2 separate regions of the Homo sapiens genome follow, and region 2 is linked to region 1. Evidence: read pairs that join two places in POLR2A ChIA-PET (ENCODE). Cell type or tissue: CD4-positive, alpha-beta T cell. All regions are shown on one strand.

Region 1 (2,500 bases):
TATAAGATGTTTTTTAAGGATATTCCAAATTACAAAATATGAATTCCTCTGACTTAGGTTTTTGAAACTAACACATACAGACAAAATAGACAATTTTTAAGCACTTAACTCTTCAACTATACAAGCACTCTTAAGATATATTAGTCACAGGGGAAAAGAAAATAAACCTCAACTTGCATTCAGGTTGATTTCTTCAGAGTCAAGTTCATCAGCCTCATTTCACCGATGTGGCAGAAGCAAAACTGCTGATTAGAACCTACAATATAATGAGCTCTCTCTTCCCCTCTTAGTGCTAACATGCCCAGAAGCTAACCTTATCTTGTCACATCCTATACAATACTAGTGTAGAACTATTTCACAACAGCTATTGTTCAACTTTTCGGGAAATATGTAATTACAGTGATGAAGTAAGTGCCAAGACAGTTTGAAAATACAACAGTATAGAAGTTTGACTCTTCATTATGGAAAATTAGACACCAGCCATGAATTCGGTTATGTAGTCACCAGTTCTAAAATCTAACATTATAGAATTTTAGGAAGAAAGAGAAGTCCAGGTACCTCGTATGGTTTGCCATATTAGGATTATTCTCTTGGCCAGAGTCACAGAATAGAGAGGTGGAGAGGCTGTGAATAGAGGGCTGGTGATTAGAAGAATGACAGCCACATTCTTTTGCATGAGAAGGGTTGCAAAAGCAGCTGCAAATGCTCAGCCATCAACAGCCTGTGTGGCTTGTCAGTGGACATCAGGCCCCACCAGTTTCTGATGAACACAGGAAAGAGGTTAAAAACATGACCTGCGAGATATTCACACTGAGATACAGTCATCTGTAAAACTGGTCTGAGCTGAAAATTCCGGGACTTAAAACTGACTATGGGGGTGGTGGAGGGAGAAACTATGGTTGTGAGAAAATGTGGGTAACTGTGAAAGGAACACCTGAAAATGTTCATCAGTGCCTACAGCACAACACCTAACCAAAATTATTTTTATATAATTCTTAATTTTTATATTTAAGACTATTTACTTTTACTATATTTATAATTTTTATATAATAACATATTGAAAACCAGAGGCAAAGGTTACTGCCATTAGACAAAGTCATTGTCCATAAAGAAATATTTTATTGCTATCAAGCATAAGTCCAACACATCTTTATGTCACACAGTTCACACATTGATTCAAGTGGATAGTAAACCCCTCCAGAGAGAAGCAGCCTCCCAAGGTATAGAGTGAGCTTTCTTTGCTAAGTAAAGCTTAACACATATTTCAAGTGAACACAACCTTTGATTCGAGAACTGCTAATTCATTCTTCTGCTGAATTTAAACAACATATTGAGAACCATAAGTTCTCAGCTGCATAGATGACTTTTTACCTCTTTCAATTTCTATTAACAGAGAAGATTCAGTCCTTCACCACCAATGAGCCAGTAAATGGAATACCTCAGAGGATGGCCAGCACCTGGAAACCTGCTGCTGAATAATGAAATGTGCTAGAGGCACAGACAGAATCTCACGGTGGTTTCAGATTCTGGCTGAAAAAGCAGGAAGTGCTTCCTAGTCGAGCACTCTGCACGCATCCAAGCTTCTTAACAAAGAATAGGTTAGTTAGTTTCATATTCTCAAATTATAACCTAGATAATTTACCACGGCACACTACTGTTTGGTAATCAAAGTCTTACCTCTCAATAACATCTAATCGTTTTCTAGGTTAGAAATTGGATTCTCTTTACATGATTAAAATCATGTGGATTTCAGGCAGTTGGCAGGCCACAAGATATACTTTAGAATGTGATTCACTTACTAAAGCTGAAAAGAGTTACACCGAATTTCTGGCAGGATTACACTTACTTCCTTCAAATTAGGAGAGGAGGTGAAGAAAGCTACACTCTGACGAGAAGGTTAAGACAAACAGTGGACTTCTGCTAAAAACACTCTCCTCTTTTATGCAAAGGTAACTTTCAGTATAAGCAGTAGAAATAAGGAATACATCTTTTGAACTTAAAGGCTAATACAGCTTTCATTCCTTCTATGAAAGGAAAATAGCAGGAGCTAAAAACATGTCAGTAAAGCGAAGAAGTTTCATTCGGCCTTGACCACGGTGAACATTTAACACATTATTATTTTCTTATTTTAAGGTTGCTTAAAACAAGACTTCACTTCTTGTTAGATGCTGCCATACATTATGGTTCAGATACTCCTGCTCTGTTTTAGAGCATGTAGAGAGCAGAGTTTCGCAACCTCAGCACTACTGACATGCTGGGCTAGGTAATTCTTTGTTGGAAGAAATCGTCTTGTGCATTGTAGGATGTTTAGCATCCTGGACCTCCACTCATCAGATGCCCTTTGCACCCTCCCCCTTCAGTTGTAACAACCAAAAATGTCTCCAGACATTGCCAAATGTCCTTTGGGGGACATAATCACCCTTGTTTTGAGAACTATTAGCTTACAGCATAAACAAGCTAAATAGTGAAATAAAACTGAGACTTAAACTTCCCTATTATT
Region 2 (2,500 bases), 140 kb before region 1:
ATGCCCAGGCCCTGTAACTGATATCTTGCATGTAGAGCCTGAGTATCAATATCTTAAAAAGCATTCAGGTAAGCCCATTGTGTGGCAGGGTTGAAAACAACTGCTCTAAATTATTTTCCATTCAGTCCACATTTTTACACCTAATTCACAAGCCAATCATAAGAAGCTTGGCCAAATACCCAGCTAGAACCCACACATACCTTGGCTCTAACAGGTCTCCAATTTCCTTTTTGGGCCTAGAGGCCATTTCAAAAAGGGAAATGAGTTCAGTCTGTCATGCCTTCTCCATGGCTTCTCCTAGCAGGTATGACTTCCCTTTCTAGTACTCATAGGTATTTGCTAAGGATTTTGGGCCGGGTGTGGTGGCTCACACCTGTAATCCCAGCACTTTGGGAGGCCGAGGTGGGCGGATCAATGAGGTCGGGAGTTCGAGACCAGCCTGACCAACATGGAGAAACCCCATCTCTACTAAAAATACAAAATTAGCTGGGCGTGGTGGGGCATTCCTGTAATCCCAGCTACTCGGGAGTCTGAGGCAGGAGAATCACTTGAACCCGGGAGGTGGAGGTTGCAGTGAGCCAAGATCATACCATTGCACTCCAGCCTGGACAACAAGAGCAAAACTCTGTCTCAAGAAAAAAAATAATAAATAATAATAAAATAGAGGTCGGGTGTGGTGGCTCATGCCTGTAATCCTAGCACTTTGGGAGGCCAACACAGGCAGATCACAAAGTCAGGAGATCGAGACCATCCTGCCCAACATGGTGAAACCCCGTCTCTGCTAAAAATACAAAAAAATTTAGCCGGGCTTGGTGGCGGGCGCCTGTAGTCCCAGCTACTCGGGAGGCTGAGGCAGGAGAATCACTTGAACCCAGGAAGTAGAAGTTGCAGTGAGCCGAGATCGCACCACTGCACTCCAGACTGGCAATAAAGCGAGACTCAGTCTCAAAAAAAAAAAAAAAAAAAAACAAAAAAAAAAACTTTGTTAAAGGGCCACAAGGAGACTCCAGTGGAAGAACCAAACCACCAAACCTATTACCCACATGGGTCTTCACTCCCAGCCCAGACAGAGCATTTTCACCTTGCTGCACTGTCGCACTCCTGCACTGTCATGCTTACCGGTCTGGTAAATGGGTAGCAGCTGGAGGGAATGTAGCTTGATGTCATCAGACAAGACATAGGACGAAATATCAGGAGCAAAACGTCTGTGGGTTTAAAAAGACAGAGAAAGGGAAAAATATAACTTCCATGTACTTTAAGCAGGCATATATACATAAAATGCTGGTAAAAAAAAAAAAAGCACTATAATACCTATAGAGCAGGTGCTGAAAGTGGGAATATTTTCTTTTTTCATCAGCTAATCCCGTAGACTCCAGTGTAACAGATAATCCAGACTGTTCACTTTTTTCACCAAGAAGTTCCAGGGGCTTCTGGCAGATGACAAAATCATCTGACTCAAGCTGTGAAATTTCATTACTGATGCCTTAAAAAAATAAAATGTAACAGTCCTGCTTGAATGAAAATTAGATTTTACAACATCCTCTCACCAATTAGACATATAGTAATTTCATTTATTTATAATATGCACACATTTACAAGGCACTGTGGTTGTGAAAAGACTTAGCACTTGCTCATTTAATCTCCACAACTGATAAAGTACAACAGGGTAGGTATTATCATCCCCATTTTACAAATGAGGATGTTGAAACTCAGAGATGGTATTATTAACCCAAGGTCATTCAACTAGTAACTATGAGGACTAGGACTAGAAGCCCCTCATCTAGCAGTGGTTGTTCCATTACTTCTACTGATAAATATATTCACATGCTACAGAGTAAGCTATGGACAGCCAGATCATAAAACCAAATCCCATGAAATAGGAATAACTAAATCTATAAATAACATGGCCGGGCACCATATATACCACAGACCTTCAGACTGCCAAAGGTGAAGGTTTTCTATATTCCTAAAACAAGAAAGCAAGTCAAATTCATTATTTACCTTCTTCTGTCCGTCTTATTCGATTGTTGGTCTTATGTGGATGGTGGTGAACTCTCTCTCCATTTTTAGGGCCTGACTCCAGTTTTACGATTAAGACTTCTAAGTCTGACATGACAGCAACATATCCAACACAAAAAGAAACCTCAACAGGAGTGATATTATCTATGTGTATAATTAAAGAACGTTCAAAGTCCAATAGTGAGAATTCCTCATTAATGATCTGGTACTTCAAACTAAATAAGACTAATTTATTTGTGCAGCCAACGAGAAGGTCTCCTTTCACAGGGCAACAGGAAATGCACAAGGGGGCCTCCGAAAGCGGCATTTCAATAATGTACATCTGGTCTCTGAAGGCTTTGCTGAATGGTCCCTCCACATTATGCCCAATCATTCGGATACACACACGAGAGTTTTCAGTCCTTTTATTTCTCCAGTTCACATAAGCACGTAGAAATGTAGCTTTGTTTTTCTCTTCAATTGCTACCAAATAATCTCCTGA

Evidence for each region. Peaks named below come from ENCODE experiments on the same cell type or tissue, not always from the same donor. Only the 100,000 strongest peaks of a DNase experiment are listed, where the experiment ranks them.
Region 2: POLR2A ChIA-PET joins it to region 1 with 5 read pairs; 8 of 35 experiments call an interaction of 5 or more read pairs at or near these places.

Annotation. Positions count from the first base shown.
Region 1 is chr3:148,998,234-149,000,733 of GRCh38, reverse strand. All of the region lies in intron 4 of GYG1 (glycogenin 1), which reads right to left. Among named protein-coding and RNA genes, the nearest start is that of GYG1, 7.9 kb to the right of the region's middle. In CD4-positive, alpha-beta T cell, no CTCF peak of the experiment used is centred here; a DNase peak (open chromatin) is centred at 1,543; H3K27ac peaks cover 461 bases.
Region 2 is chr3:149,140,000-149,142,499 of GRCh38, reverse strand. HPS3 (HPS3 biogenesis of lysosomal organelles complex 2 subunit 1) reads right to left here. Exons shown (of 17, transcript NM_032383.5): 2 at 2,002-2,496; 3 at 1,312-1,483; 4 at 1,120-1,205. Among named protein-coding and RNA genes, the nearest start is that of HPS3, 12 kb to the right of the region's middle. In CD4-positive, alpha-beta T cell, no CTCF peak of the experiment used is centred here; no DNase peak of the experiment used is centred here.